Regions from separate parts of the Homo sapiens genome. Here region 2 is linked to region 1. Evidence: chromatin loops called from intact Hi-C (ENCODE). Cell type or tissue: MCF 10A. All regions are shown on one strand. Links, peaks and the distances in the headings refer to the core of each region. The heading gives the core; the rest is flanking DNA. Region 1 has its middle 16 kb from the start of PHKA2-AS1. Region 2 holds the start of PPEF1 (protein phosphatase with EF-hand domain 1).

Evidence for each region. A loop is a pair of places that touch in the nucleus more often than their neighbours do. Peaks named below come from ENCODE experiments on the same cell type or tissue, not always from the same donor. Only the 100,000 strongest peaks of a DNase experiment are listed, where the experiment ranks them.
Region 2: a loop joins it to region 1, with 6 times the contacts of the local background. A loop is called at or near these places in 3 of 110 quality-filtered maps.

Annotation. Positions count from the first base shown.
Region 1 is chrX:18,866,648-18,882,915 of GRCh38, reverse strand. It overlaps the pseudogene HAUS1P2. Among named protein-coding and RNA genes, the nearest start is that of PHKA2-AS1, 16 kb to the left of the region's middle. RefSeq lists enhancers at 10,034-10,533, 10,534-11,035. In MCF 10A, for the core only: no CTCF peak of the experiment used is centred there; a DNase peak (open chromatin) is centred at 9,615.
Region 2 is chrX:18,699,554-18,715,821 of GRCh38, reverse strand. It overlaps PPEF1 (protein phosphatase with EF-hand domain 1), which reads right to left and starts at 8,177. Exons shown (of 16, transcript NM_001377996.1): 1 at 7,996-8,177. The coding sequence starts at 8,041. In MCF 10A, for the core only: no CTCF peak of the experiment used is centred there; DNase peaks (open chromatin) are centred at 12,841, 12,941, 13,681 and 13,951.

The DNA of each region.
Region 1 (16,268 bases), core at 7,561-12,560:
CAGGCAGGATCACACAAGAGGACAAATTCCTCAGTAATCTCTCAGGATACTTTCAGCTGTCCATCACAGCTACCCAGCCTGTCAGTGGCTCAAACAATAAAGACATTTCTCACCCTATGTAAGACAACGACTGCAGCTGGGAGGTTGCAGAGTTGGTTCAGTGGCTCAACAATGCCACGAAGGACCCATGCTCTTCCTGTCTTTCTTCTCCATCAACTTCAGAGTGGCGCTTTCTTTTCTCATGGTTACAAGATGGCTGCCACAGCTCCAAGCATCACATCCTTAAAGGACAACATCCCAACCAAGGAGGGAGAGTCAGGGCTTTCTTCTTTAGCTTTTGGCTTCTCTCTCTCTTGCTCCAGTCTTTTTCTCACTCCCTCGCTCCCTCTCCACCCCTCTCTCCCCCTATCAACCCATTCCAGGTAGGGAAGTCTCTCCTAGAAGCCCTCTGGCAGACTTTTCCTTAATTCGAAATGCCCAGGACTGAGTCATATGCCTGTTTAACACTAATCACTGGCAAGCGCAATAAGGATTAACAGGATGGATTTCTAAGTCTGGAACCATCGTGGGCCTTGCAAGGTTGGTGGGGCACCTTTGGAGACCTCACTTGTCAAATATCTGCAACAAACTCGGGGTCCTGTTAGTGGGGAAGAAGGGAGATGGCTGCTGGGCAACCTTGAGTCTGCCAGGAGCACTTAGCCTCCTGGGTCATGGTCATGGCCTCTTTCTATGCTTCCTGAAGTTTCTTATGCCTTGTCCAGGGCCCCTTGCATCAGTCCTGGGCTGGGAGAAGGCAGGCTAGGGGACCTGGCAGCACGGGCAGGTCTAAGGTCCAACAAAAATATCCCCACAAAGAAGCCGGAGGTTGCACTCTGAGGGATGGGGCTCACGCAATCCTCCCACCTCGGCCTCCCAAAGTGCTACAATTATAGGCTTAAGCCACTGAGTCCAGCCCTTGGTAAGATTTTTGATTGTCTTCAAAGAGTAATCAAAACCAAAGCAAAAGAGCAAATATACATATTTATATATAATATTTATTATATATATCATATATGATATGATATATGATATATGATATCATATCATATATCATGTATATCATCTATATGATATACATATCATATATATCATATATCATATATATGATCTATATGATCTATATCATCTATATGATCTATATCATATATATGATCTATATGATCTATATCATATATATGATCTATATGATCTATATCATATATATGATCTATATGATCTATATCATATATATGATCTATATGATCTATATCATATATATGATCTATATGATCTATATCATATATATGATCTATATGATCTATATCATATATATGATCTATATGATCTATAGATCATACAAATATATGATCTATATGATCTATAGATCATACAAATATATGATCTGTAGATCATACAAATATATGATCTGTAGATCATATATATATATGATCTGTAGATCATATATATATATATATATTTTTTTTCTTCCAGACAGAGTCTCACTCTGTCGCCCAGGCTGGAGTGCAGTGGCGCAATCTCGGCTCACTGCCACCTCCACCTCCTGGGTTCCAGCGATTCTCCTGACTCAGCCTCCCGAGTAGCTGGGATTACAAGTGCCCGCCACCATGACCAGCTAATTTTTGTATTTTTAGTAGAGACGGGGTTTCGCCATGTTGGCCAGGCTTGTCTCAAACTCCTGACCTCTTGATCCGCTCACCTTGGCCTCCCAAAGTGCTGGGAATTACAGGCGTGAGCCACCACCCCCGGCTGCAAATATATTAATAATTACCCAGAATGAAAAGTCTAGATAAAATCAGCATGATAGAATTTGAGGTGAGGGAGTAGACACTCTGGGATGTGAAATATGCAAATGTTCTTTTCGAATATAAGGGGTGAGAAAGAGATCAATTCAAAAACAAGATGAGAGGCTGGGCGTGGTGTCTCACGCCTGTAATCCCAGCACTTTGGGAGGCCGAGGCGGATGGATCACCTGAGGTCAGGAGTTTGAGACCAGCCTGGCTAACATGGTGAAACCCCGTCTCTACTAAAAGTACAAAAATTAGCCGGGTGTAGTGGAGGGCGCCTGTAATCCCAGCTACTGGGGAGGCTGAGGCAAGAGAATCACTCGAACCTGAGAGGAGGAGGTTGCAGTGAGCCGAGATTGCGCCACTGTACTCCAACCTGAGTGACAGAACAAGACTCTGTCTCAAAAAAAGACAAGAAACATAGAAACACAGAATTTCCATCCTGAAGCCAGGACGGAGTGCCTGTGTATCTGTTTGTCACCCAGACAAAACGTGACAAACTAAAATAAGTCTGTAATGCAAAGCAGTGTATATCGTATGCTCTGCAACAGGAAGGACCAGGTAGGAGAAGCCACCATACACATGAACATGTTCAAAACCAGCTACCTAGATCGATGGTGACAATAATGTCAAGAGACCAGACCCCTGTTAAATGACAAATGTTGACAGATTGGGTTTACATGGTTCATGTAGAAAGATATATGCTCTTTGTAGGCATATGGATACAGAAGGTTGCAAAGAAAAGGACAAAAAAAGACATGCCAGGCAAATGCTATCAGAAAGAGGGCTGGTCCCCCTGTGTCACTGTTGGGTAAAATAGACTTCAGGACCAAAAGTGGTATTAAGGACGAGAAACGGGATAACATGATGATAAAAGATGAAATTTGCCAAGAAGACATTTCCATTTTAAACATTTCTTTATCCAATAAACAACTTCAAAATAAATGCAGGAAACATTAACAAAAGTACAAGGACAAGATGACTTCATCATCTTGGTGGGAGGCTCCGAGACATCTTTTTTTACTACTGGTAGGTCAAGCTGACCAAAATATCATCAAGGACATAGAAGATCTCAGTGACACAGTTAACAACCTTGAGCTGACAGACATGAGGACAGGTCTGCTCAACAATTTGCGAATACATATTGGGATTCTTCACGCACACTTGGAGTATTAAAATTTCAATTATTTACTAAGCCTTAAAGAAAGATGCAGGGCTGGGCGAGGTGGCTCACACCTGTAATCCCAGCACTTTGGGAGGCTGAGGCAGGTGGATCGCCTGAGCTCAGGAGTTTGAGACCAGCCTGGGCAACATAATGAGACCCCATCTCTACAAAAAAGTTAACAAATAAAAATTAGCCAGGTGTGGTGGTACACACCTGTAGTGCCAGCTACTTGAGACTCTGAGGTGGGAGGATAGCTTGAGCCTGGGAGGTTGAGGCCGCAATGAGCCGTGATTTGCGCCACTGCATTCCAGCTTGGGTGACAGAGTGAGGCACTGACTCAAAAATAAGTAAATAAATAAATAAGAGGTTGACCGGAAGAAAAAACAGGCATGGAGTTTGCAGTGATCATTATCACTTTCCCCCCCCAAATCCAGAAGAACTACAGAGCGGACACCTTTGTCCTGGGGCCTCTGCTGAACTATTTCTGCAGGTCTGTTCCTTGGCTTCCCCCAAGGGCATCCCCGCGGTTGGTGCCTCTCCTGCGTGGGGAAGACACATGGAGGGGATGCTGCTGCTGCTGTGGGCATGAGGCTTAGAGGCTGCCAGGGCCAGCATTTCATTCTCACGGGGACCCCGCAGCACCTTGGGATTATGCCTCGACCCTCCCCGAGACAAAACTGACAGAAGAGGAATTCACAGGTGGCAGGATTCGCCTGAAGGCCAAAGGACTGGGGGCACAGCCACAGAGAGCTGGTGAAATGTCATTCAGGGGTCTCTCAAAGTCAAGGCCCACTCTAATAGCTGCCAGCCACCCCCTAGGCCAGGCTGAGGTCACAAGGAGTTGGCTGCGTCTTGCTCCTCTGACAGGGTAGAGAGTGAGGGGGTAACAGGCAGTGAGGGGACAGTTGGTGGGGACCACACAGTCTAGTCCACTTCCTGGGAGGGATATAGAGGTGGGAGCAGGAACCCCCAAAAGAGCCCAGACACCAGCCTGGGTGGAAACTGAAGGGCACACAGGGTGCCAGCCCAACCTAATGAGACCTAGACAAGAGGGGTGGAGGTCACCCAAAGGCCACAGGTGTCACTGGGTGAGCAGTAGTATTCGGTGGTTAAGAGCTCTGATCCTGGTACCAGAGTCTAGGCTTCCATCCCTGCTCCTTCCCCAGTGTGCTGGGTGGCCTTGGGCAGGTCACATAATCATTCTGGGCTCCAGTTTCCTCAGTCAGTGCATTGAACACGTATTTACTGAGCACCTACTACATGCCAGGCACTGATTTAGACACGTGGGAGAATCCATGAACAAAACAGTGATTCCTCCCATCTCAGAGCCTAAGTTCAGGCAGAGACAGACGATAAGCAACGACCTTAACAAATCGGGATGTTATGCAGCCAATTCCACAGTGAGGCCGGCTCAGGCCTCAAAGAAAGATTGGAGTGAGGGAGTCAGGCAGCAGTATTAAATAGGCTTGTCAAGAAGAAAAGATCTGAGCAAAGACTGGAAAGGGCTGAGAGAAAGGGCTGCATGGCCATTGGGGGAGAGCACTCATAGCAGAGGCAGAGTGGGCCCAGATGTGGTGGCACACGCCTGTGGTCCCAACTACTCAAGAGGCTGAGGAGGGAGGATCACTTGAGCCCAGGAGGTGGAGGCTGCAGTGAGCTGGGATGAAGCCACTGCACTCCAGCCTGGGCGACAGATGGGACAGTGCCTCCATGAGTACTAATGGGCACTCCTGGTCTCAAAGAGTGCCCCACCCTGTCAGGGCCCTGGACCTTGGTGACCTTTGGCTTCCTGACCCAGAGCCTCCCCAGGATCCAAGTGTCTCCTCGGACTTGGATGTCCTGTCTCTTTAAAAAAGTGGCTCATGCCTGTAATCCCAGCACTTTGGGAGGCCGAGGCAGGCGGATCACCTGAGGTCAGGAGTTCAAGACCAGCCTGGCCAACATGGCGAAACCCTGTCTCTACTAAAAATACAAAAAATTAGCTGGGTGTGGTGGCGCACGCCTGTAATCCCAGCCACTCGGGAAGCTGAGGCAGGAAAAGCCCTTGAACCCCGGAGATGGAGGTTGTAGTGAGCCAAAATTGCACCACTGCACTCCAGCCTAGGTGACCGAGCGAGACTCTGCCTTAAAAAAAAAAAAAAAAATGGAGGAGGAAGTCCTGCCTCCACACGAATGCACCTGGAGGGCATTATGCTAAGTGAAATAAGCCAGACACAGACAAATATCACGTGATCCTTCTTCTATGTGGAATCTAAAGTCCAGCTCACAGTAATAGGGAATAGAAGGTGGTTACCAGGGGAACAAGTCCACACAGTGCTGCGTGCATGGAGCGCAGTTGCTGAGGGGTCTGTACTGTACAAGCCAAAGGAATGAGAAAAGCTTGGTGTTCATTGCTGGGAATGAATGAGTGTCTCCAAATCCAAGGAGACACTGGGATCCTGAATAGGCTCTGGGTCGGGATGTCAAAGGCCACCAAGCTCCAGAGCCTTGCCAAGGTGGGTCACTCTTCATGACCGGGAGTGCCCATGAGCACACGTGGAGGCACTGCCTCATCTGCCACAACACCTAGCGGCTCTCTCCGATGTCTCATTGATGACCTGTGAGCTGTTTCCTCCCACATGGACCCTGGGAAAGCAAAGAATCACAAGCAGCAACGCCCTGGAAGGACCAAGGAAGACACAGCCATTGCGGTACTTCCAAGTGGGACCCTGCCTGTTCTCCCTCCTCAGGGACCTCCCATCCCTCCTAGTGGTGCTGGGCTCTACAACCTCTGCCACTAGCTCCACTCAGAGGACCCTCTCTCCATCAGAAAGTGGCGGCAGCTGTGTCCAGGTCACCAACCCCCAAACTCTGGCTCCTCGCAGTGTCTGTTCAGAATCCCAAATCTCTCAGCAGTCATTTAAGCTCTGCAGTTTTTCCGAACACTTTCAGAAGTTAGAGAACAACTTCTTCCCTTTGGCCATTAAAATGTAAGCAATTGACCTGGCACCGTGGCTCATGCCTGCAATCCCAGCAATCTGGGAAGCTGAGGCAGGAAGATCACGTGAGCCCAGGAGTTTGAGACCAGCTTGAGCAACATAGTGAGACCTCATCTCTACCAAAAATTTAAGAATTAGTTGGGTGTGGTGGCACGCACCCTTAGTCCCAGCTGCTCAGGAGGCTGAGGCAAGAGGATGGTGTGAACCCAGGAGTTTGAGACCAGTCTGGGCAACATGGCAAGACTCTGTCTTTAAAAAAAAAAAAAAACAAAAGTAACTGTACTGTGAGTGGCAAAACAGTTAAACTTCAAATATCAAAATTCAACTTCCTTCAAGTGATCTTCTCTTTAGGTGTCTGACAATGTTCTTTGGAAATTCAGGTTGAAATACAGTGACTTCTAGGGCAAAGAAAACAAGCAGAACATCCATTCCCCATATCCTAGGCACACTCATCCCTCACATGCCATTTGTTCCTCACGCCACCTCTCTGAGAGAAGGCATATCACCCCCTTCTGTGGACAGGGAAACTGAGGCTTAGAGATATTCAGAAGCTGGTCTGGATTCTAGCGCCTGTATAGAAGTGGCAGAGATGGGGCCGGGTGCAGTAGCTCACACCTGTAAACCCAGCACTTTGGGAGGCCGAGGCAGGCAGATCACTTGAGGTCAGGAGTTCGAGACCAGCCTGGCCAACATAGTAAAACCCCATCTCTACTAAAAACACAAAAATTAAGTGGGCATGATGGCACGTGCCTGTAGTCCCAGCTACTCAGGAGGCTGAGGCAGGAGAATCTCTTGAACTCGGGGAGGTGGAGATTGCAATGAGCAGAGAGTGCATCACTGCACTCCAGCCTGGCCAACAGAGAAGACTGTCGGGAAAGGGAAAGGGAAGGAAAAGGGAAGAGAAGGAAAAGGGAAGGGAAGGGAGAGAAGGAGAAAGAAGTGGCAGAGCTGCAATTCAAAGCCAAGCCTTGCCCTTTAAAACTATACACCTTCTTCCAGGGTTGGAGGCCAAAGGATTCCTCCTTTCCACCACTCCTCCTGGAGGAACATGTGTCGGTACCCAAAAGCATGCCTGCAAGGTGGAGAGACAGGGAGAGGTTCGCGTGGCACCCAGACGAGCCCCCTAATTCATGTCATTTTTCTGCATTGAGTCCTGATGATTTATTTCCCCAAGCACAGCCCAACTGAGGCTGAACCTCCTGGGCCCACGTGACCTCCTCAGCCTGGCTCCGGGAGGAGGTAGCTGAGCCGCATCTTCCCATCTGCTAGGTGTCAGGTTTTGCAGGACACCAGGCCTGAAGCTGTCCCTGGCCGTCCTCTCCCAGTCGCCCCACCCCACACCATTTCCCAGCTTCCCAGGAGGCGACAGATCCCTTGTCTGTTCCCCAGCAACGCACCCCGACCCCAAGTCTCTCCTGCCCCCAAGCAGATCCCATTCTCAGAGCACAAGGCATCCTTGGCCTTCAGCGCTGAATGCTCACAAGCTTATGTGATCAGTGTGCACACCAGCACCAGCAGCGTGCCAGGGCCAGGCATGTTGTACAAGTGAAATGCCAAGAGTGTGCTCCAGGGAGCAGCCTGGAAGGAAGCAAGAGTGACAGGGGAAGGAGCTGAGCAGGGTGTGGCATCAGGTGGAACCCAGCCAGCCCGACGCCACAGGGGGCTCTGGAGTGAGCACTGCAAGATAAAAGCAGCCTCTGCCATCAGTTAGCCAGTGACTGCTGGCTGCCCGCGGGTGGCAATGGGGGCAGTTGGGGGGGACGCGGATGGGACACAAGCTCTTAGGCAAGCACCTCCCATCAGTCCAGGGCAATGCACCAGGAAAGGGGGTCGCTGTGCGTTGCTGGCACCCAACATTCCTAGAAGCTGGAGGATGAGTGCACCGGCCAATAAAGGGGATGCAGCGGGGCCAACAGCTTCCACTACAACGAGATACCGCTTCCTGTGCTACGTGCTTCACGTACATTCGCTCTCATCTTTGCTATGGTCCCGGGATGTGGTTGTGGTTACGATAAATGGAGGCTCCGAATGCCCATGTCATTTGTCCAGAGTTTCCCATACCCTTGATGGCAGAGGGGCATCTGAAATCAGGTTGTATGACTTCAAAGTCCATGTAGGGTTGCCAGAGTTGACAACTAAAAATACAAAACGCCGGCCGGGCACGGTGGCTCAGGCCTGTAATCCCAGCACTTTGGGAGGCCGAGGTGGGGGTGGATCACTTAAGGTTAGGGGTTCGAGAGCAGCCTGGCCAACATGGTGAAACTTCGTCTCTACTAAAAATACAAAAATTAGCCGGGCATGGTGGCACACGCCTGTAATCCCCGCTACTCAGGAGGCTGAGGCAGGAGAATCACTTGAACCTGGGAGGCGAAGGTTGCAGTGAGCCAAGATCACGCCACTGCACTACAGTCTGGGCAACAAAGTGAGACTCTGCCTCAAAAAAAAAAAAAAAAACAAAAAAATACCCAGTTATATTTGGATTTAAGGCCCAGTGCACTGGCTCACACCTGTAATCCCAGCACTTTGGGAGATCTAACATGGCGAAACCCCATCTCTACCTAAAAATACAAAAATTAGGCAGGCATGGTGACGCACGCCTGTAGTCCCAGCTACTTGGAGGCTGAGGCAGAAAAATCGCTTGAACCTGGGAGGCAGAGGTTGCAGTGAGCTGAGATGGTGCCATTGTACTCCAGCCTGGGTGACAGGGTGAGAATCCGTCTCAAAAAATAAATTTGGATTTCAGGTCAACAAGGAATCTGGTTTTAGCACAAGCATGTCCCGGACAATATTTGGGACATGCGCAAATGAAACTATTATGCATCGCTTATGTGACATGCAAATTAACGGGGCGGCCTGTATTTTAGCTGACAACACTAAAGCCCACAGTAGTGGGCTGCCCTCTTCCACTCTGGTTACTCAAGCAAACAGGGCCGGGGTGCGGGGGGCGTGGAAAGAGCACATGGCACCAGATACTGGGGGACAGCATTCTGTTACACTGAAATACACACAAATGCTTTCGTGCTTTGCAGAGGGAGGGGACCTACAGTTTTTGTCTGATAACGAGGATATAATTGTGGCCACATCACCACGTTTGAAATTATCCCCTTTAAATGCTGTACCTCCGGGGGGGTTCTCACTGAAAGCACAAAGCGATGAGAAGTGGGACATTTTCTGTCCGGTGTTATCGGGTCCCCGCGAGAACGCCCCCGAGTTCGGCAGGCAGCCCCGGGTTTCCCTCCACCCTCGCGTGAGGGAGCTGTGACTGGATTCTCTCTCTCAATCGATCACTCTAGGCGCCCACACTCGGCGCTGACAAACCTCAACTCTGCAGGAGCCCCTGCACGGAGGGGAAGCCCAGGAAGCACAATCCCCCCCATCCCCGGGGGCTTGAGCTGTACCCCAGAGCTCTAACTTATTTGACGACTCTGCCTCCCCGCCCAGCTGAGGTCCCAAGAGCTGTCCACTGTGCACGATGTGACACATAGCACCTGCAGAAAACCATTTCCAGTGCCTGCTCCCACTCTCGCACTGGGAGGCGTTTCACCAGGCGCCGCGCTGGGGGTAGTGAGGGATGGGGTGAGCTTCGGAGGCTCCCCGAGGCAGCAGTAAATCTAGGCTATAATTAAATCAGACTGTGAACATATTGTTCACGGAAACCTCAGCAGAACATGAGTCATGTTGCTTGAGTGAATCACAGCCTCAGAGTTTCCATTTATAATTGCTTTATCTGGGGCCTTTATATTTCACTCAGGATTTTGGCCCATGCTCCCGTTATTCTCCCTTTTGGGGAAAGCCTGAGGACTGGACATGGCTAAGAGTGTACCTGGGCAGCCAGGAAAAAGAGCAAACGCCAGGAGAATCCTCTCCCCAGCCCCAGGGGCACCTCCCTCCTGCGGATGCCCCCAGGGCCATGGGGACAAGCGGCAGGGGAAACAGAAGGAGGGGACATCGGGCCATTTCGACTCTTGCTAGTTTCTGAAATTTTAAGTAAAATTTGATGAGAGGGAGGAGGTTGAAAGCTCAGGTTAGAATGAAGTTTCATGATCTCTGTGCTGCTTTTGGTTAACTCGGCTACCGGGACACAGCAGACAGCGCACAGTAGTGCCCACACACAGGCCCCGGAGCCTGACTGGGCTCTGCCCCACCGCGTACCAGCTGCACAATGTTGACAAGTGGCTTCACCTGTGTCTGTCTCTTCCTGTGTAAAATAGGAGTGATAATAACAGTAACCTCATAGGCTGGTTGTGAAGATTAATGAGTTAATATGGGTGAAACCCTTAGAATACCAATGGGCTTGGTAGAAGTGCTAGTGTGTGAGTTTTCATCACCATCACCACCAACATCATCTCAGACCACCCGCGGCATCGCTGAGCACTGAGGGACAGGGCCTCACGTGCTTCACACACAACCCACAGGCAGCAGTGCAGGTGGAGGCAGAACTCACAGGATAGGGGTGCTACCTGGGCCTTCCCTGCATTCTGTCCGTCACTTTTGTTGTAGGCGAGGAAATGCAAGCCCCAGCTCACACACATTAGCGGTGAGCCCAAGCAGACAGAGCTGAGCCTCCTGACCCCACCCAGCACGCTTTCGTGTGTTCCCAGGTGTTCCTACTGCAACCACGTGCTTGGAGCCGGGAGCAGGTTTCTCCCTTTAGGAGATTTGCAGGGTGGGGTCTGTAGCACTGGTAGGCAGTGGGAGACTGACACTTTGAGCCACACCCGGGGCTGTGTAGTCAGGGTCCCCACAACCAGAGCGCCAGCACCCTCATCACTCAGTGCACACGTTCAGGATGCAGCAAGTTCCAATGTTGTCACCTCATTTGGAACCTCACCACAATCTTTGGAGGCCAGCTGGGGGCAGGGGGGCGGGGGTTGTGGACGAGGTGCCCCTGCTGCGGATCCTCTGAGAGCTTTGTAATGAAGAGTGATTTCACCCACTCAGACCCAACATGTAAGTGGCCCCGGGGATCCCCAACGTTTTTCCTGCAGGGATCTTTTTATCACCCCACTTTCCCTGCTTTGAACGAGTTTTTCTCCAAAGCTGCAAGTGATAAGTAAATTAATTTGTTCTCCTATAATTTATTAATTGGCAATGAACATAATGGCCAAATGAAGTTTCTGTTCAGCATGGGAGAAAGGGTGCTCCCAAGCCAAGGAGCTGGGATTCCTGCCAAGAGCAAAGAAATGTGACATTTTCCTTGGCCCGAGATATCTTATTAGGAGCTCCAAGTACATTCTCCGGAAGGCTTTCTAAAATGACAACACCAGATAGGCTCCTGTTAGGATGGCTGTCCTCCCCACAGGCCCAGGGACCCCAGGAAGGGAGTCATCAGGGGCTGCGATCCCGCTATGGCAGTCCAGCCCCTCTAGGTCAATGACTGGGTAAGGGCCTGTATTAGTCTGTTCTCACACTGCTAATAAAGAACTAGCTAAGACTGGGTAATTTATAAAGGAAAGAGGTTTAATGGACTCACAGTTCCACGTGGCTGGGGAGGCCTCACAATCATGGCAGAAGATGAAGGAAGAGCAGAGGCATATTACACGGTGGCAGGCAAGAGTGCGTGTGCAGGAGAACGCCCCCTTTATCAAACCACCAGATCTCGTGAGACTTATTCACTATCACGAGAACAGCACAGGAAAGACTAGCCCCCATGATTCAATTACCTCCCCCTGGGTCCCTCCCACAACACATGGGAATTGTGGGAGCTGCAATTCAAGATGAGATTTGTGCCCAGATAGAGTGATAACCCTGACCCTAAGCTGGGCTGAGCATGAGCCATGTTTTTCAGTTAGAAATGCTTGGTTTGGGGCTGGGTGTGGTGGCTCATGCCTGTAATCCCAGCACTTTGGGAGGCAGAGGCAGGCAGATCACCTGAGGTCAGGAGTTCAAGACCAGCCTGGCCAACAAGGCAAAACCCTGTCTCTACTAAAAATACAAAAATTAGCCAGGTGTAGTGGTGCACATCTGTAATCTCAGCTACTCAGGAGGCTGACACAGGAGAATCACTTGAACCCGGGAAGTGGAGGTTGCAGTGAGCCGAGATTGCACTACTGCACTCCAGCCTAGGCAATAGAGCAAGACTTCGTCTCAAAAAAAGAAAGAAAAAAAGGAAATTTTTGGTTTTGCTCCAAAGCCCTGGTATTGTGGAAAGATCACTTGAGTTACAGTCAAAAGGACACCAACTTGTCTTTCAACTCCATGAATGTATCTGTTACTTTATCACTTAAAATCTCACATAAAGTCTTTTTTTAAAAGCCCATATACCTATAAGTCACATTAAAAGTCTAACAACAGTAGGTATTCACAAAGGGGAAAATGGAATGAGCGGCAATTTAACTAGAAAAATTAGAGGAAAAAAAACCAACAATTTAATAGAGTAAGATGAATAAAATGAAATCAAGTATATCAGTCAACTTACCAGAGGTGATTAAACTGAATTCACTCAAGAAAAGACAGAGATTATCAGATAGAGTTAAAAGTAAAAATCCAGGTATATGCTGCTCACAGGGAAAAATGCAAAAATAAAATGAGAGAGAAAAATTGAAAACAATATGCCAAAAAGATATCAGAAAAATGCCAATAAGAAGAAAGCAGGAAGAGCAGAGGTATGGAGAAAGTTGAAGTTCAAAACCCTAAACAGGATGAAGAAGAACTTGTGTATAATAAGAATGTACAATTAAGAATATATAACATTCATAACTTATGTGCACTAAATAACATAGACACTAAAATCATAAAATGAAAAAATATAGAAATACAAACAGAATAAAAATATAGTTTTGGTTTTTTTCCGAGATGGAGTCTCCATCTGTCGCCCAGGCTGGAGTGCAGTGGTGCAATCTCGGCTCACTGCAACCTCTGCCTCCCAAGTTCAAGCAATTCTCTTGCCTCAGCCTCCCCAGTAGCTGGGACTACCGGCGCCCGCCACCATGCCCAGCTAATTATTGTATTTTTAGTAGAGATGGGGTTTCGCCGTGTTAGCCAGGCTGGTCTCGAACTCCTGACCTCAAGTGATCTGCCTGCCTTGGCCTCCCAAAGTGCTGGGATTACAAGCATGAGCCATCGCGCCTGGCCAAAATACAGTTTTAGTAGGGTGTTTCAGTTCACTTCTTTCAGAACTGAATATACCTAATAAGCAAAAAAGTCAGTAAGGGCAAAGACAAAGTGACTGATACAACCAACAATTTAGTGTAACAAGTACATAGAGAGCCTTACATTCTTCAAATGGAAAACATACATTTTGTTTATATGTCCATGAAACATTTACAGAAATAGATTAGGTACATGGCCACAGGGAAAATCTTATTAAAATTTTAAGGAATAATAAAAGAGTGAAAATTTGAAGTTTGAAATATTTTAAATGTGGAAAATACGAAACACTCCTGGAAACTCCTTAGAATAAAGAGGAAATTAGGCCGGGTGTGGTGGCTCATGCTTGTAATCCCAGCACTTTGGAGGCTGAGGCGGTCGGATCACAAGATGGGGAGATCAGGACCATCCTGGCTAACATGGTGAAACCCCATCTCTACTAAAAATACAAAAAATTAGCCAGGCCTGGTGGCAGGCGCCTGTAGTCCCAGCTACTTGGGAGGCTGAGGCAGGAGAATGGCATGAACCCGGGAGGCGGAGCTTGCAGTGAGCCGAGATGGCGCCACTGCACTCCAGCCTGGGCCAGAGTGCGAGACTCCATCTCAAAAAAGAAAAAAAAAAAAGAATAAAGAGGAAATTAAAAGGGAAATTACTGTCTAGAAACTAATGAAAAGAACACTTCACACTAAAACTGACCACACAGTGAAAGCAAGGCTTAAAGGAAAATTTACAGCTTTAAATGCCTTCATTATTTTTAAAAATTTCTAAAAATTAATAACCTATACCAATCATAAGAAATTAGGGAAAAAGGCCGGGCGTGGTGGCTCACGCCTTTAATCCCAGCACTTTGGGAGGCAGAGGCGGGCGGATCACGAGGTCAGGAGATCGAGACCATCCTGGCTAACATGGTGAAACCCCATCTCTACTAAAAATACAAAAAAATTAGCCAGGCATGGTGGTGGGCGCCTATAGTCCCAGCTACTGGGCAGACTGAGGCAGGAGAATGGCGTGAACCCGGGAGGCGGAGCTTGCAGTGAGCCGAGATGTGTACAGATAAAAGCTGAAACAAGTGAAATAGAAAACAAATACCCTCCCCCCAAATATCTCAAAGGATAAATAAATGTAAAACTGGTACTTAGAAAACACTAATGAGGCTGGGCGCCATGGCTCATGCTTGTAATCCCAGCATTTTGAGAGGCCGAGGTGGGCGATCACCTGAGGTCGGGAGTTCGAGGCCTGACCTGAGGCCTGACCAACATGGAGAAACCCCTTCTGTACTAAAAATACAAAAAAAGTAGCTGGGCATGGTGGTGCATGCCTGTAATCCCAGCTACTCGGGAGGCTAAGCCAGGCTGAGGCAGGAGAATTGCTTGAACCTGGGAGGCGGAGGTTGCAGTGAGCCCAGATCACACCATTGCACTCCAGCCTGGGCAACAAGAGCAAAACTCTGTCTCAAAAAAAAAAAGAAAGAAAGAAAAAGAAAAGACTAACGATAGAGACAAATCTCTTACAAGCCAGATCAAGAAAAAGAGAAAGAAGGCAGAAGTTCACAAGAGGAGGAGTCAGAAAGGTGACATAACTACAAATTTAAAAAAATCTTAAGAAGCAGTAACAAGTAAATTTGAAAAATTTAGAGGAAATTGATGATTTCTTTGCAAAATTGAAGTTACCAAAATAGACCAATTACTGAAATAGAGCAATGATCACAGAAGAGATTGGGAAGGGGAGTAGCAATCCACTGTGAAACAGGCACCAGGACTGCATCACCCATGGCTGAGTTTTATCTAACCTTTAGTGGACAAAGGAGACTAATGGTATTTGTACCCACTTCTCTCAAAATGAATGTGTACACTGATAACCTGTGACTCTTGATAAAATGCAGATTCGGATGCAATAGACCTGGGGCGGGGCCCTAAACTCTGCATTTCTAGCAAGCTCCAGGTGAGGCAGATATTGTTGGTTCTTGGCCCACACTTTGAGTAGCAACAATTTAAACTATTTCAGAAAGTAGGAAAAAAAGATACAAAGTTCACCAGTTTATTTTACAAAGCCAACGTTACTTAAATACCAAAATCAGACAATGGTAATTCCAACAATAACAGATCCTCAGCTTCAACTAAATGTATAAATATAGAGGCAAAGTCTAAATAAAATATTAGCAAACAGACTTTGGCATTGAACAACAGAATTAGAAAGTTCTTCAATACAAAGAAACCCAGCAATATGACTCTTTGCATCAATGAACTAAAGGAGAAAACTGCCAACCTAAAAGGAAGAAGCTGAGGCACATTTTTTAATACTTCTTTTATTTGTTTTGGAAATGAGGTCTTCACTATATTGCCCAGGTTGGTCTCAAACTCCTGGGCTCAAGTGATCCTCCCGCCTCAGCCTCCCAAAGTGTTGGGATTACAGGCGTGAGCCAATGCGCCCAGCATCTGAGGCAAAATTCATCTGAGTAGAGTTTATTTGGGCCAAGTATAAGAACTGCAACCCAGGAGTGTAGACAAAAAGAGTGAAACGCTATAAAATATTTAAAGAGGTTTGTTCTGAGCCAAATATGAGTGGCCATGGCCTGAGGCACAGTCTCAAGAAGTCCTGAGAACATGTGCCCAAGGTGGTTGGGTTACAGCTTAGTTTTATACGTTTTAGGGAGACATAAGACATGAACCAATACATGTGAGATATACATTGGTTGGATCTGGAAGGGTGGGACAACTCGAAGTGGGGGGGCTTTCAAGTCACAGGTGGATTCAAAGATTTTCTGATTGGCAATTGGTTGAAAGAGTTAAATTATTATCTAAAGACCTGGCATCAACAGAAAGGAGTGTCTGGGTTAAGATAAGGGGTTGTGGAGACCAAGGTTGCTAGGAAGTGTCACAGATGAATGCCCTTAGAGACAATAGATGGCAAATGTTTCCTATTCAGACCTTTAAAAGGTGCCAGACTCTCAGTTTATCTCTTCAGGATTGGGAGGGTCTGGAAGGGGAGGATCTAGTTATGTTAATGGAGATTCTTTACAGATGCAAACTTTCCCCCACCAAAGATGGCTTTGCAGGGCCATTTCAAAATATGGCAAAAAAACACATATTTTGGGGTAAGATATTTTGATTTTTTTTTATGAAAACGATGTATTTGGGCACAAAAATGAAATACAGTTAGAAACCATATTCTATCAATTATGATATTCTGTAATCTAAGAACACAGAAAATTTT
Region 2 (16,268 bases), core at 11,179-16,178, 170 kb after region 1:
AAGTCAGGGTAGCATATCAGAAGGGCCATGAACTTTGGAATCTGCCAGATCTGGTTCCAATTCAGGCTCTGCCACCCATGAGTGTGTAACTTGGGGCAGTTAAGTCTCACTTTCCTCATTTATAAAACGAGGGAGACTAATCAAAGCTTTAAGAGTTTTGGTAAGAAATAATGAGAGTAGCAGGCACTCAATAAATGATAGCTATTATTAGTCCTCTCTTACCTGCTACATATCACAAAAGAAATAAAATAACAATGACAATATAAAATTGATGTTACTTTTTTTTTTGAGATGGAGTCTCACTCTGTTGCCCAGGCTGGAGTGCAGTGGCATGATCTTGGCTCACTGCAACCTGTCTGCCTCCCAGGTTCAGGCAATTCTCCTGCCTCAGCCTCCCAAGTAACTGGGATTACAGGCATGTGCCGTCACGCCCAGCTAATTTTTCTATTTTTAGTAGAGACAGTGTCTCACCATGTTGACCAGGCTGGTCTTGAACTCCTGACCTCAAGTGATCCACCCACCTCAGCCTCTCAAAGTGCTGGGATTACAGGTGTGAGCCACTGTGCCTGGTCTTTTTCTTCTTTTAAGAGTCAGGGTCTCACTCAGTGGTGGTCCTGGCTGGAGTGCAGTGGCATAATCATAGCTCACTGCAACCTCAAACTCCTGGGCTCAAGTGATTCACCCGCCTCTCAAAGTGTTGGGATTACAGGCGTGAGTCACCGCGCCTGGCCCGATGCTACTTCTCTACATGGAAGCTGGGTAGAGCACAAGAAAGGGAATAGCCTCGATTTTATATGTAGGTTACGCTTTCTCAAACTGCCGTGATACTCCAGAGGCAGAGTACTGTGGTCAGGTGGAACGACCTAGCAGGACAAAAAACCCTTAACACTAGTCAGACCAGTGGAAACAGGAATCAAGCACGAGCCTTGGCTCTGTGACTTGCTGTGTTCCCTTGAGGCAATCACTTTGCCTTTCAAAGCCTCATTTCCTTTTCTGCAAACTGAGAACAACCCTTCAAAAGGCTGTGAGGATCAAACGTATGTTACAGGGCCTGGCCAACTTGAAAAGCACTATGCAAATACAAGGTACTGTATATAAGTAAATTTAATTAAAGCTAGCTTCTGAAGCAGCAACATTCAGAGGTGGCATAAAATGGTGTAATGGGTGACAGCAAAAAATACTTTGTCATCAAAACTCCTTGAATTCAAATCCCAACTCTGCCAGCTGTAAGCTGCATAAACTTACCAAGTAGGCTGGGCACGGTGGCTCACGCCTATAATCCCAGCACTTTGGGAGGCCGAGGCGGGCGAACCATAAGGTCAGGAGTTCAAGACCAGCCTGGCCAACATGGTGAAGCCCCGCCTCTACTAAAAATACAAAAAATTAGCTGGGCATAGTGGTGGGCGCCTGTAATCCCAGCTACTCAGGAGGCTGAGGCAGGAGAATCACTTGAACCCGGGAGGTGAAGGGTGCAGTGAGCCGAGATCACGCCACTGCGCTCCAGCCCAGGCGACAGAGTGAGATTCCATCTCAAAAAAAAAAAACAAAAAAACGAAAAACAAACTTACCAAGTACCACACTGAGCATGAGCTGCTTCCACTATACAAACAGGAATAATAACCCTTTATTCAGGTTTATTACAAGGATTAGATAAAACATATGTAGATTATGTTGAACACTCTTTGGAATATGGTTAGTAATCAGGAAATAATATCTATCATTTTCTATCAAGAGCTTTCAAAATATTTATAGCCCTTGACACGATAATTTCATATCTAATCACCTGAATATAGAAATAATCCAAAATAAGGAAAAGGCTTTGCACAAAGAAATTCTTCAAAGTGTTATTTATATTAGTATTAAAAGGTCCAATATTTGAAGAATAATTAAGCATATTATGGCCTATTCACCAAATAAAATACTTAGCAATGACTAAAATGATGTTTGCAAAGCATTTATAACAACTTGAGAAATGTTTACATAACATTTTAGTGCTGAAAGTGAGGCTACAAAAAACTAACATTTAGGATGATCAGAAATCTATAATATACAAAAAATACATTGAAGGAAATTATCAGAATGTTGTCATTATCTCTGGGTAGTGGAATGATGAGGGAGTATTCATTATTTTCAACTGCTTTTCTATATTTTTTCCAAATATCTGAATGAGAGAAAATTTTATGCACACAATGTTTGTCTATGAATAAATATAAGTAAACATCACTGCATCAGCTTTCAGCAGATTTATTATTATGAACTCATAATAAACCTTGATTGGCATATCCAACAAGAGATAAAAGAAGAAAAAGAATTTTAAATGGCTCTTCTGGACGCACTCCATATGGGTTTGCCCTGCTCCATAAGGAGCAATGGAGCAGTAAAGAAAAAAAAAAAAAAAAAAGAATTTTAAGGGAATACTCTGAACAAGTATATGTCAACAAATTAGATAATGTAGATGAAATGGGCAAATTCCTAGAACTACCACAAATGACTCAAGAAGGAATAGAAAATCTAAATAGTCATATAACAAGAGACAGAATAAGTAATCAAAAAAACTACGCACAAAGAAAACCTCATGCCCAGATAGCTTCACTGATGAATTCTACCAAATATTTAAAGAATTAATACCAATTCTTCATGAACTCTTCCAAAAAATGGAGGAGAAGGGAACACTTTCCAACTCATTCTATGAGGCCAATATTACCCTGACAGTTAAATCAGACAAAGATATCACAAGAAAACTATAGATCAGTATCTCTTATGAATATAGTTGCAAGATTCCTCTACAAAATACCAGCAAACTGAATTCAGCAGCATATAAAAAGCATTATACACCATGATCAAGGGGATTTATCCTAGGAATGCGAAGTTGGCTTAACATCAATTAACATAATGTGCCATTTAATTAACATTATATGCCATATCATAAAATAAAGGACAAAAACCACAAGATCATCTCAATACATGCAGAGAAAGCATTTGACAAAATTAAACACCACTTTGTAATAATAAAAAAATCAATAAACTAGGAATAGGAGTGTGTTTTCTCAACCTGAGAAAGAGCATCTATGAAAAAGACACAGCTGATATAAGACTTACTGGTGAAACACTGAATGTTTCTCCCTTAAGATCAGGAACAAGACAAGGATGGCTACTCTTGCATTTCTATTTGACATTGTAGTGGAGGCAAGAAAATGAAACAAAAGGCATTGGAAAGAAACAAGTAAAACTATATTTGCAGATGACCTGGTTTGTAAATAAAAATTCCTAAAATATCCACTAAAAACCTATTAGAGCTAATGAGTTCAGTAAAGTTTTGGGATATAAGACCAATATACAAAAATCAATTTTTAAACATTTGCAATAAACAATCCAAAAATGAAATTAACAAAAATCCATGTATAATATCATCAAAAAGAATAAAAAACCTAGGTTAAATTTAAGGAAAGAAGTGTAAAACTTATACTCTGAACACTACAAGACACTGGTGAAAGAAATTAAAGATCTAAATAGATGGAAAGACATCCCATGTTCATGGATCAGATTATTTAATTGTTAATATAGCAATACTCCCCAAATTGATCTACAGATTCAACACAACCCCTCTCAACATTCCACTTGGCTTCTTTTGAGACACTGACACATTGATTCTAAAATTCATATGGAAATGTAAGGGACCCAGAATAGCCAAAATAATCTTGAAAAAGAGAAACAAAGTTGAAGAATTCATACTTCCCAATTTCAAAACTTTATTAAAAAAAGCTATAGTAGGCCTGGCGTGGTGGCTTATGCCTGTAATCCCAGCACTTTGGGAGGCCAAGGCGGGCGGATCACAAGGTCAGGAGTTCAGACCAGCCTGGCCAACATGGTGAAACCCCGTCTCTACCAAAAATACAAAAATTAGCCAGATGTGGTGGTTTGTGCCTGTAATCCCAGCTACTCCGGAGGCTGAGGCAGGAGAGTCACTTGAACCTGGGAGGCGGAGGTTGCAGTGAGCTGAGATTGTGCCATTGCACTCCAGCCTGGGCTACAAGAGTAAGACTCCGTCTCAAAAAAAAAAAAAAAAAGCTATAGTAATCCAGACACTGGTACTGGCATAAGAAAGACATACAGATCACTGGAATAGAATTGAGAGCCCAGAAATAAACATTTATGGTCAATTGATTTTTGACAATGGTGCTAAGAGGATTCAATGGGGAAAGAACAATCTTTTCAACAAACAGTGCTGAGACAACTGGATATCCACATGCAAAAAATGAATTTGTACTCCTACCTCACACCATACGTGAAAATCAGCAACTCAAAATGGTTCAAATGCCTAAAAGTAAGAGCTAAAAGTACAAAACTTTTTTTGGCCTTTAAAAACATATATATTTAGGGGGTATAAGTGTAATTTTGTTACATGTATAATGAAGTCTGGGCTTTTAGCGTAACCATTACCCAAGTAGCATACATTGTACTCATTAGGTAATTTCTCATACCTCACCCCCCTCCCACCCTCCCAGCTTTCTGAGTCTCCAGTGTCTATTATTGTATTCTGGATGCCCATATGTATACATTATTTAGCTCCCACTTTTAAGTGAGAACATGGGGTATTTGACTTTCTGTTTTTTGAGTAATTTCACTTAGGATAATGGCTTCTTGTTCCATCCATGTTGCTGCAAAAGACATGATTTCATTCTTTTTTATGGCTGAGTAGTATTCCATGGCATGCATATATATATATATACACACACACACACATATATATACATATATATATGCACACACATACATACATATATACGTATATATACACACACATACACACACACACATATATACACACACACACACTTACATATACATACACCACACATTTTCTTTACCCAATCATCCATTGAAAAACACTTACGGTGATTCCATATCTTTGCTATTGTAAATAGTGCTGCGGTAAACATAAGAGTGTAGATATCTATTTGATATAATGACTTCCTTTGGGTAGACTCCGTGGTGGGATTGCTGGATGAAATGGTAGTTTGGTAGCTCTATTTTTAGTTCTTTGAGAAATCTCCATAATGTTTTCCACAGAGGTTGTACTAATTTACATTCCCACCAGCAGTGATAAACATTCCCTTTTCCCTACATCCTTGCCTACATCTCTTATTTTTTGACTTTTTAGTAATAGCCATTCTGACCGGTATGTAAGGTGGTATCTCATTATGGTTTCAATTTGCATTTACCTGATGATTAGTGATGTTGAGCATTTTTTTCGTGTGTTTGTTAGCCATTTGTATGCCTTCTTTTGAAAAAATGTCTGTTCATGACCTTTGCCCACTTTTTAATGGAGTTATCTTTTTTTTCTTGTTGAGTTGTTACAAAACTCTTAAAGTAAGACGTGAGCAAAAATCTTTTTGGACTCGGGAATGGATTCTTAGATATGACACCAAAATCACAAGCAACCAAAGAAAAAATAAAGTGAACTTCATCAAAAGTAAAAACTTTTGTGCTTCAAAGAACACCATTAAGAAAGGATGAAGAGAATTCAACAAATGAGAGAAAATATTTGCAAGTCACATATTTGATAGGAAACTTGTATCTAGAATATATAAATTTATCTTACAACAATATAAAAATAAATAATTCAATTAAAAATGGGTAAATGATCTGAATAGACATTTCTCCAAAGCAGATATACAAATAGCCAATAAACACATGAAAAGATGCTCAATGTCATTAGTCACTACTGAAATACAAATGAAAACCATGGTGTGATACCACTTCATACCCACTAGGATGACTAAAATCAAAAGGACAGACAATAACAACTATCGCTGAAAATGTGGAGAAATTGAAACCTTTATACACTGCTGGTAGGAATGTAGAATGGTGCAGTCACTTGGGAAAACAGCTTGGAAATTTCTCAAAATGTTAAACATAAAGCTACCGTATGACCCAGCAATTCCACTTCTAGGTATATACCCAAGAGAACGGAAAACATATGTTCACAGCAGCATTGTTCATAACAGTCAAAAAGCTGAAACAGGTCGGGCACAGTGGCTCACGCCTGTAATCCTAGCGCTTTGGGAGGCCGAGGCGGGCAGATCACCTGAGGTCAGGAGTTCGAGACCAGCCTGGCCAACATGGTGAAACCCTGTCTCTACCAAAAATACAAAAATTAGCTAGGTGTGGTGGTGTGTGCCTGTAATCCCAGCTACTCCAGAGGCTGAGGCAGGAGAATCGCTTGAACCTGGGAGGCGGAGGTTGCAGCGAGCCGAGATCGCCCCACTGCACTCCAGCCTGGGTGACAGAGCAAGACTGTCTCAAAAAAAACAAAAAACAAAAAACAAAGCTGAAACAATCCAAATGTCTATCAATTGATGAATGGATAAATACAATGTGGCATATTCATACAATGAAATATTATTCCACAATAAAAAGGAATATAGTACTGATACATGCTACAACATGGACAAAGCCAGACACAAAAGGTCACATAATATATGACTCCATTTACATGAAATGTCCAGAATAGATAAATCCATAGAGACTGAATATAGATTTGTGGTTGCCAGGGGCTGAGAGGAGAAAGTGCTTAATGGATAAGGGGTTTTACTTTGGAGTGTTGGAAATGTCTCAGAAGTACATAGGGGTTGTGGTTGCACGACACTGTGAACATACCAACTGCTGCTGAGTTGTTCACTTGACAATGGCTAATTTTATGTTACGTGAATTTCACCTCAATAAATCACAGGTATTTGAAAGAAAAAGCAATCCAAAAATCTAAGCTAATATTTCCACTTACATGCAATGTTTTAAAAGTTGAAAAGTATTTCAAAAAGAGAGAGGATTTGTTTTTACAAGTTGGACTTGGCTTTTTTTTTTTTAACCTAGGAAATTTGGCTAAATTTAAAGAACTGTGAGTAATCCTAGATATAAAAAGATAATTTCTCTTTACTCTCTGCTAATAAACGTCTACTACAGCAGTAGAGTTCAGATGGAGCTTTTGAAAGATTTATTTCATGACATGCTTAAAGATTTGAAAGAGTCAGTACACCTCCTATGTCCCTTCCTACTTTCAGAGATGAGTTTCCTACATCATCAGCACAAGTCAGCTGGGTAGGAGAATAACATTTGATTCCCAAAGTAAAACATCCCACGCTAATTAGTATAGCACACTCTGCATCCTAAACCCTCCACCTTAAGCCTGAATAAACTTCCAAAGGCAAGACGTGGAATAGAAGTTGGGGGAATTACCTATAACCTAGACATCAAAGAAGTGGAGTTTAAGAGCAAATTACTCATATTAATTGTCCCAGCTTATTTACTTGTTTTTATTTTAATTTGCTTGTTGGAAACTCTATCCCTTAAATGCTCAAGTTTGTTTCAACTAGATGCCAATAGCCATGAGAAAGAACCTCAGTACAAAATAAACAAAGTGAATATTTAAGCTTCTAATTATATGGGGGTACAGAAAGGCATGCCATCTATTTAGAAACAATACACCTTTTTTTTGGAAACAGATGATCTAGCATTCTCCCAATTCTCCTAGATTATTTTTAAAACGTGATGCAAATCTCATGAAGTTCTGTGTTGAATAGATATAGAAATAATGTGATCATTGAGTTATAAAATCCAATAAAAATTCAATGATGCTACTAAATGTCACAAAAGTAGGGATATAGCTATTTATAAAAGTATTGAAGAAACACATATAAATTACACTGCCTTTCTTGTTCCCTGCCACTGAGTTTTAAATTGAGATTTTATATTGGTACATTATCGAATGAAATTAAATCAAACACAAAATATCTCTAAGACAATACTTTATGGTACTTCATAAATTCAAAGCTACATCTTCCTAAATGTAGTTTCCTATGCTACTCTAACGATGCCTTGTGCAAATCACACAGGGCAGCTTGAGCATCGTGGGAGTAAATGAGAAAGGAGAAGAGGGTGAGGGCAGCTCATTTTCCCCTTTTCATTCATAACCACAGGCACATTCCCAGTACTCACATGTGTCAGATCTCCTGGTTTTCGTTGAAGAACTGCTGCATCCCATGACTTCTATCTAAATCATATGTGTTCATGAATTCAACTTCTGATTTTAAGACAGAGTGTGAAAAGTGCCTCCCTTTAAGCTGCGAGGAACCACTCTTAGCCGATCCTCTTCAGTCATAGATTCTAATGAGGAATACACAGGAGGGAGGGAAGGAAACCGCCAGTTAACCACATGGTAGCTGAGGGGCTGCTCAGCAGGATTCATTTTACGCTTCTTCTGAATCGCTGTTCATCATGTGATGTGGAAAGTGATCAGACATAATCTAATCCTGGCTTATTTTCCAAAACACAGCAGCAGCTACAGAGCAGCTATAGGCTGCTTCTCTGCTAGACATAAATGAGTTTCTCCATGTCTAGGTCACATCCAGCTCTGTATAAAATAGAGCATTCAAAATGAAAAGAAAAATCGAAATATGAGAGTGTACGATTTTCTAATTTAAATATGGGGAATGGGATGTGGAGGAGCTGACATAATTAACTGTTTTGGTTTTCAGCTCAAAGTAATTCAACCTATCTAGGCTTTTAAAAACACAAATTGGAAGTTGACTATGAGACAAAAACAACATATTTAACAGCTATGCTGAAATTCAAAGTGAGTTCTTTGACAGTATTTCGCGGAATAAGTTGGGAACATTTGTTTTAAAAAAAAGGAGGCAGCCGGTCGCAGTGGCTCACGCCTGCAATCCCAGCACTTTGGGAGGCCGAGGCGGGCGGATTACGAGGTCAGGAGTTCGAGACCAGCCTGGCCAACATGGTGAAACCCCGTCTCTACTAAAAGTACAAAAATTAGCCAAGCATGGTGGCACATGTCTGTAATCCCAGCTACTCAGGAGGCTGAGGCAGCAGAATCGCTTGAACCCAGGAGGCGGAGGTTGCAGTGAGCTGAGATCGCACCACTGTACTCTAGCCTGGGCGACAAAGCGAGACTCCATCTCAAAAAAAAAAAAAAAAAAAAAAAAAAAAGGAGGTTTGAAACCTCCCCCCAAATTTAGGAATTGTAATCTGTGAGAGTGTCCTTTTATTTATTTTATTTTTTGAGACGGAGTCTCGCTCTATTACCCAGGCTGGAGTGCAGTGGTGTGATCACAGCTCACTGCAGCCTCAACCTCCCAGGCTCAGGTGATCCTCCCGCCTCAGCCTCCCTAGTAGCTGGGACTACAGGCATGCGCCACCACACCTGGCTAATTTTTTGTATTTTTAGTAGAGACGGGGTTTTGCTGTGTTGGCCAGGATGGTCTCGAACTCCTGACCTCAGGTGATCCACCTGCCTCGGCCTCCCAAAGTGCTGGGATGACAGGCGTGAGCCACCGTGCCTGGCCAAGAGTGCCCTTTTAAACAAGCTCTCTGGGCACTGCTGAGGCCCCTCTGGAGTCTAACTTTGTGTTCTATAGTCCTTCTCATGAGCTCCCTGACTCCCATAATCACTTCACGGGAGTTTTCAACAAAATTCCTTTCCATAGTATACTGTCACGTCACTTTTTAGGGTGATGTTTCCTTTATTTTGTGATGCTCCAAACCAACCTGATCTAATATATTTGCATTCCTTTTTTTTTTTTTTTTTTTTCAGACAGGGTCTCACTCTGTCACCCAGGATGGAGTGTAGTGGCACAATCACGGCTCGCTGCAGCCTTAACCTCCCAAGCATGTGCCGTGACACCCGGCTAATTTTATTTTTTTGTAGAGACAGGGTCTCCCTATGTTGCCGAGGCTGGTCTCAAACTCCTGGGCTCAAGTGATCCTCCGACCTTGTCCTCCCAAAGTGCTGGGATCACAGGTGTGAGCCATCTTGCCCAGCCCTATTTGCATTTCTTGACAGGCACAAAGTCAGCAAACAACTGACATATCTATCTTTCCATTGGTACTACACCAAAAGCTTCAAAATTTCAACTCGACTGAAGAAAGGGAAAACTAAAATAAGCAAAATATTTGAACTATGGCCATGTTTTGAAAATAACAATAAGCTTAGTAAACAGATTTTCTGACCAGAGGTGAACCTGATTATTTTATGTATTGAATGAATTAGCCTTCCTAAACTTTGGGTTACTTCCAAATTTTTATTTATTTTTTGAGACAAGGTCTCGCTCTGTCACCCAGGCTGGAGTGCAGTGGCGCAACCATGACTCACTGCAGCCTCCACCTCCCGGGCTCAAGTGATTCTCCTACCTCAGCCTCCTGAGCAGCTGGAACTACAGGCATGCGCCACCATGCCCAGCTAATTTTTGTACTTTTTTGTAGACATGGGGTCTCACCATGTTGCCCAAGTTGGTCTCAAACTCCTGGCCTCAAGCAACGTGCCCACCTCAGCCTCCCAAAGTGCTGGGATGACAGGCATCAGCCACCGTGCTTGGCTTTATTTCCAAATTCGATAGGCATTTCTTTCGTGTCTTCCTTATCTACATCATGGCTAAAGAACATTAACAAGATCAGATCCAAGGGCAGGATGAGCCCTGTGGCATCCCACTCCAAACCATCCTCCAGGTTCACCACAGATCCGTTACCTTCATACTCGCTGAGCACATTTGTTCAGTTAGCTGGTAAACTCACCTATCATAACTCTCATTTATCTGTGAGACATCCTGGAGAATTTTACTAAATATTTTAATAAAATGATGATATGTATATATTTTGATACTTTGACATTCCAGCTTATTCCAGCAAAAGAAGAGAGAGGGAAGGAGGAGGAGAAAAGGAAGGAAGGGCAGGGGAGGAAGAAAGGAAGGAAATCAATTTGGCAACATTTTTAATACAAAATCATAGAAGTTTAAAGGTGAGAGAGACCTTTAAAATTACCTAGTATTTACACAAAGTGCAAGGAAGTTAAGCAACTTGTCCCATGTCATATAGACCTGTGCTTGTCATACTTCGTTGCATATGAGTGTCACCTGGGGAGCTTTTCAAACTCCCAGTACTCAGCCTGCACCTCATTAAGTCAGAATCTCTTGGGGTTTAAAAAATACTGATGCCCAAGTCCCACCCCCAGATAATTTGACATAATTGGTACTGGGTGGAGGATGAGGCATCAAGATTTTTTTCAGTTTTCCAGATTCTAATACACAACAAAGTTTGACAATCTGTAATAGAGACGGTATTTTAGAAAACCCACGGTGCTGCATAGTGATGATCACATTTTCCTAGAAATGCTTTGGCTCCATCTATTTCAAGCTGAATTTTTCCAGAGGTCATATCAAGTCTGTGGCTTCTAGCATATATTCTTTTCTCATTTTTGAAATTGGGGCACTGTTCATCTAGGAATTCATCTAGTCCTGGTGACATTCTCCAGGTGCCTAGATCAGTGCTCTCCAACTCGAGTGCTCACAAGACTTATTGGGGGTGGGGGGATGCAGATTCCCAGGCTTTACTAACAATACTCAGATTCAAAAGTCCAGTGCCTTGGAATACACATTTAAAGTGCACCATGCCGAGAACTTTGATGCAAGGAATCCCCATATCTCAGTTGAAGAAACACTATTTTCCAACAGTATCCAAATCTCGCTTGGGCTTCGCTCCATCCTCATGCTATTTTTTCCACCCCTTTTTATGAAGACATAAGAATTGGGGCTGGGCACAGTGGCTCTCATTCGTAATCCTAGCACTTTGGGAGGCTGAGGCAGATGGATCCTTTGAGCCCAGGAGTTCGAGACCAGCCTGGGCAACATAGGGAGACCCCATCTCTACCAAAAAATACAAAAAATTAGCCAGGCATGGTGGTGCACATCTGTAGTCCCAGCTCCTCAGGAGGCTGAGGTGGGAGGATCACCTGAGCCTGGGAGGTCAAGGATGCAGCGAGCCGTGATCACACCACTGCACTCCAGCCTGGGTGACAGAGTGAAATCCTGACTTTAAAAAAAAAAAAAAAAAAAGGTATGTTTTTTAATTTAAAAAAGAAAACAGGGGAAAAAAAGAATTGAGCATTTAGTAGGCCATAAACACTGATTGGACTGATTGACATATTTCAATTTCGATTTTCTTTTTCCAGAAAAAAAAAAGCACTGTCTCAATATCTCTCCAGAGGCATTTGGTTTTCAGTCACCCCTCAGTTAATCCACAACAAACACAACTGCATATAAAAGATTCAGTAAGAACTAAAAAGCATCAAACTTGAGTATATTTCTGTTAGACTATTAGCCCCACGGGCAACTTCCAAAGTAGCCCTTGAATCTCTGGCACCTACATGGTGCCTTTCACATTGCAGATGTTGGATAATGCTAAATGAATGAATGAATGAACAAAGGAATCAATATTCCTAGGCCAGAGTTCTTTAAAAATTTAGTTGCTAAAAGTCATTATTAATCCATCATTTTGTGCACAGGTAGGTGCTATTCAATTATACAAAAGCATTTTATTAAATCAGAAAGGGGTAGTACTTATACATAATTTTTAAAGAAAGTTTTAAAATCATGATGGAAAGACATGATGTTCTAGAATTTTTTGATTATCCATTAGAAAAAATTGGCTATAATAATTTTTACATTATTAAATAATTATTATCAGTTTATTTTTAACTGTTTTTCTCTCAGGTAATAGGTTACAAAAAAAGTCAGTTCTTTTTCATTCTCACCAAAATATGAGCTGGTTAAAGCAAGATGCCACTTACCCCTCCCATGTACTGCCCCACCTAGACTTCCAGGAGAGAGGGAAGTGAGTTTGTAAGCAGTGCGTGAGCCTTTGAGGACATCTCTGACGTAAAGCTGATAAAAATGATTGGGGATTTTCCATGACTTGGTAAAATCTAAGCTGCTTCCATTTCCCACCCTCTGTTAGCGTTTAAGTGCATTGAAGAAGTCTCTGAAGAAGTGATTCCCTGAGGCCTGAAAAGGGTTCTCAGGCTCAAAGAGGTGGGGGGCTTCCACAGGGTTCACAAACGCCCAAGAATGTCCTAGTGGGTAACATGAGCCGCTGGGTGGATCTTGGCAAAAAAACAGCTTGAAACTTGCCCATTGCTGCTGTCCCTTCTAATATATACCAAGGATGGTTTTAAAGAGTAAACATGAAATAATGACTCATCATTGGCACTCACTTATAATTTGCAAAAGGAAAGCCTTCCGCTAAAAGGTTTTTACTGTGTGTGTGTTGGGGGTGACTGGGTGGAACTGATAATTTTCCATTTTTTTCATGCTAATCTTTCACTTCCAATGCTGAAAATACAAGGAAAGTACAAAAGACAGGCCGTGGGGACAAACTAACGTTCGCCACCAAGCACCCTCCAACCACTAGCCCAGCCTCCCCGAGTTGTTCTTGTTCATTCTTAAGGTGGTCTGATTTCTAAGCTCATCTCTATCCAACTTCCACACCTTGGCTCAGCCACCCTGACACGACCCTCTCTGGCATTCTAGATGTCAGTTTCGTAGTTTCCTATGCTAGAATTCAGCTTTTCCTAGAGATGTTGGCTTTAGCAAGAAATTGGCTTTAGCTCTAGTCCTGAAAACCTGGAACCCATAGTCATTCAACTGATACCAACACCCTCTACCCCCACCCCCGACCACCACAGTGGGAGTGAAGCAGGCAGGTGTAATTCTTCCCCCGTAGATTGTGCTAGCATGAGGAACAGATGCCTCATCAGGCTCACCCTATTGCATTCTGCTTGGTATTCATTGCCACAGAGGTTTTATAGCCTGATGTCTGTGGCCTAAATATAATGCAGAGGCATAGGGTGAGGCAGAGGAGTCCCTGGCAGCCCGTGCCAGAGAGTTCCCTTCCATCACTACCTTTCCAGTAGAACAGTGGAGCAATTACTTATGTCTGGGGTCTTAAATGAGTAAGGGGAGGTCTGTAAGACCAAGCTGGTGATTCTTCCTGGGTCTCGCCACATGAGAGGATAAGAAAAGGGAGGAAACTATACTGACCACCAGAAGGTGTTTGAAAGTGTCTGCTGGTATATCAGACATGATTGTAATCAGGAAACAGCGTGGCCTGGTGCCAGGTTTTCCAAAGTGTGTTTGTGGAAGAATAGTTCTATGTGGTTTATTATTCTAGGACTAAGGCCAAAATAAAGGTCCCACTATTACATAATAAGTTCAGGGGATGTAGAGCTGGACAGGTTTCTTTACTGCAGGACTTCTCAGAGCCTTTAATATATGAACATACATTGTGAATCTCTCAGAAAGAGCTGACCACTATTTCCCAAAGAGCCTAGCAAGGGGCCCTTTTGAAGTAAAGCATCTCAAGAACTATTGTTCCTAACTGCCTAATGCTGGCCCAGTGGAGCCTTGGGTTTAGAAGTCAGACAACAGGAGTTTGAACTCTTAGTCATTAATTCCCCTGTACCTCAGTTTCCTCATAAGAAAACAGTGATAATAATGCATATCTTACTGACTTGTACTGAGGACTGAGTGGTGGGAAAAAACTAGCTTGAACAAAGACCAACTGTTTTTAGCTGATGAGTTAGGAGGGGCCATGCATGGGTGGGAACCCACTGTGTTTGTTCAAGTCTCTTTCTTCAGAATGCTTTGTCTGGGGCTTCCCAAAGACTAAACCCTTTGGGTACCTACAGGTTCTGGTATAATTTAAGAGTCGCAAAGCAATGGGCTCTTTTCCCTTGAGAGGTCTAAGATCGGAAAGAATGCTATACCAGTAATCATAATAGTAGCTAAAATCACTACTATTTATTAAGGGACTACTATTTACCCAGCATAGTGGGTGCTTTATATTTCTATTATTTCAGTTCACTGTCACAGCAAACTTTCAAGGTAGTATCGTCATCACCATGTTACAGATGAACAAAACTGAGACTCAAATAACACACTCCCTGGCGTAGCTGATTAGTGGCAGAACTGAAGACTCGCTCTGTTTAATCATTAAAGAACAAAAATGTCTGCCCACTAAAAGGCTATGCCTTGGTTTCAGGATCCAATCTGATCAGTTCGCATACGAACTAAATCACTAAAGAGAATTTTGAACACTGTAAGGAATTCTGGTTCCATTCTTACAGATAGCTAGAAACCTCTAAGACGACAAGACGCCAAGGGAACTAAAGGAAGATTTCTAAATATGAAGGTGTGCAGTGGAGTTTGGAGAATACTCCCTGAGGGGACCTAGAAGGGTTTCTCAAAGGACCCCTTCCCTCATTTTCTGGCTCTCAATCCAAGTGACTGTGGAGATTTTCCAAATATCAAGTTCATTTGAAATAGGCCACAATCCTTCAGATTGCCAAGTCATCTGTACGTCTTCTTCAACTGATGGCAACTGATTTACAACCAGCATTTTTGAGAACAATCATTCCGAGAAATTGCAAAGCAGTAAGATATACTCCAAGGAGTACACATTCCCTGTTCCATTGCCACACGATATATGTTTATGATGTAGACTTCTGCTTGCCCCAAATGCCTAAGAATAAACAAACATATTACCTGTTTCTTCTGCTTGGCCAATGTAGAGGTTTTTCCTCACCCCAGGTGTTTCAAAGGAAATGAAGACGAGAAAAAAACCTTCTCTCTGGGGAAATGCAGAGGGCTGAAAGAAAAGAGGTACAATTTCAGCCCTCTCTGAAGCACCCCACACAAACACACACACACACACACACACACACACACACACACACACACCCCACTCTGCAGAGAGAGCTCTTGCTTAAATAAATAAACAAACATATATACACAAAGAAATAACTAGAACAGGGCCAGGCTGCTTTGCCTTTCAGCCGGGAAGGCAAGCCCAGAGCCACGAATCTGGGAGACAATGCACTGGCCGTGAGCACAGCTCTCTGCCCCAGCCCTGCTCTGTTCCTGGCCTGGAGATGCACTCAAGTAATGGGCTGCAAAGTCAGCGGCCACGTGACTGCTTCCAAAGGGACCAGGCTCCGCATGGGCAGGACCACGCTATTGTGTGCATAATCTGCCATCAATACAAAATAGAAAAGAGAATTTCAGTAAATAAGAGCAGAAAAGCACTCTTTAGGTAAACTGAGGATAATTTTTAGAAAACGTTACATTAACCTGGTACAATTAAGAGAAGTGGAAAAACTAAACATTTTTCCTTGGTTCTAGAAAGGTGTGGGTTTGAGGGAGCAGCCACTGGGTCATAAGACATTTATACTCCACCAGCTGTTCAGTAGCTCCTTATTGGAGAACCTACCTGTGAAGGGAGAATGACCTCCCTTCATCAGCAGAAAGGGAAAGGAAAGTTGGCCTGTAATCTTGCTGAGTTTAGGGGAGGAGAAAGACATACTTGAAAATTCAAAGTGCCCATGGCAGTAATGGATGCCAGCAGCCACAGTTCTGCTATGTTCGAGG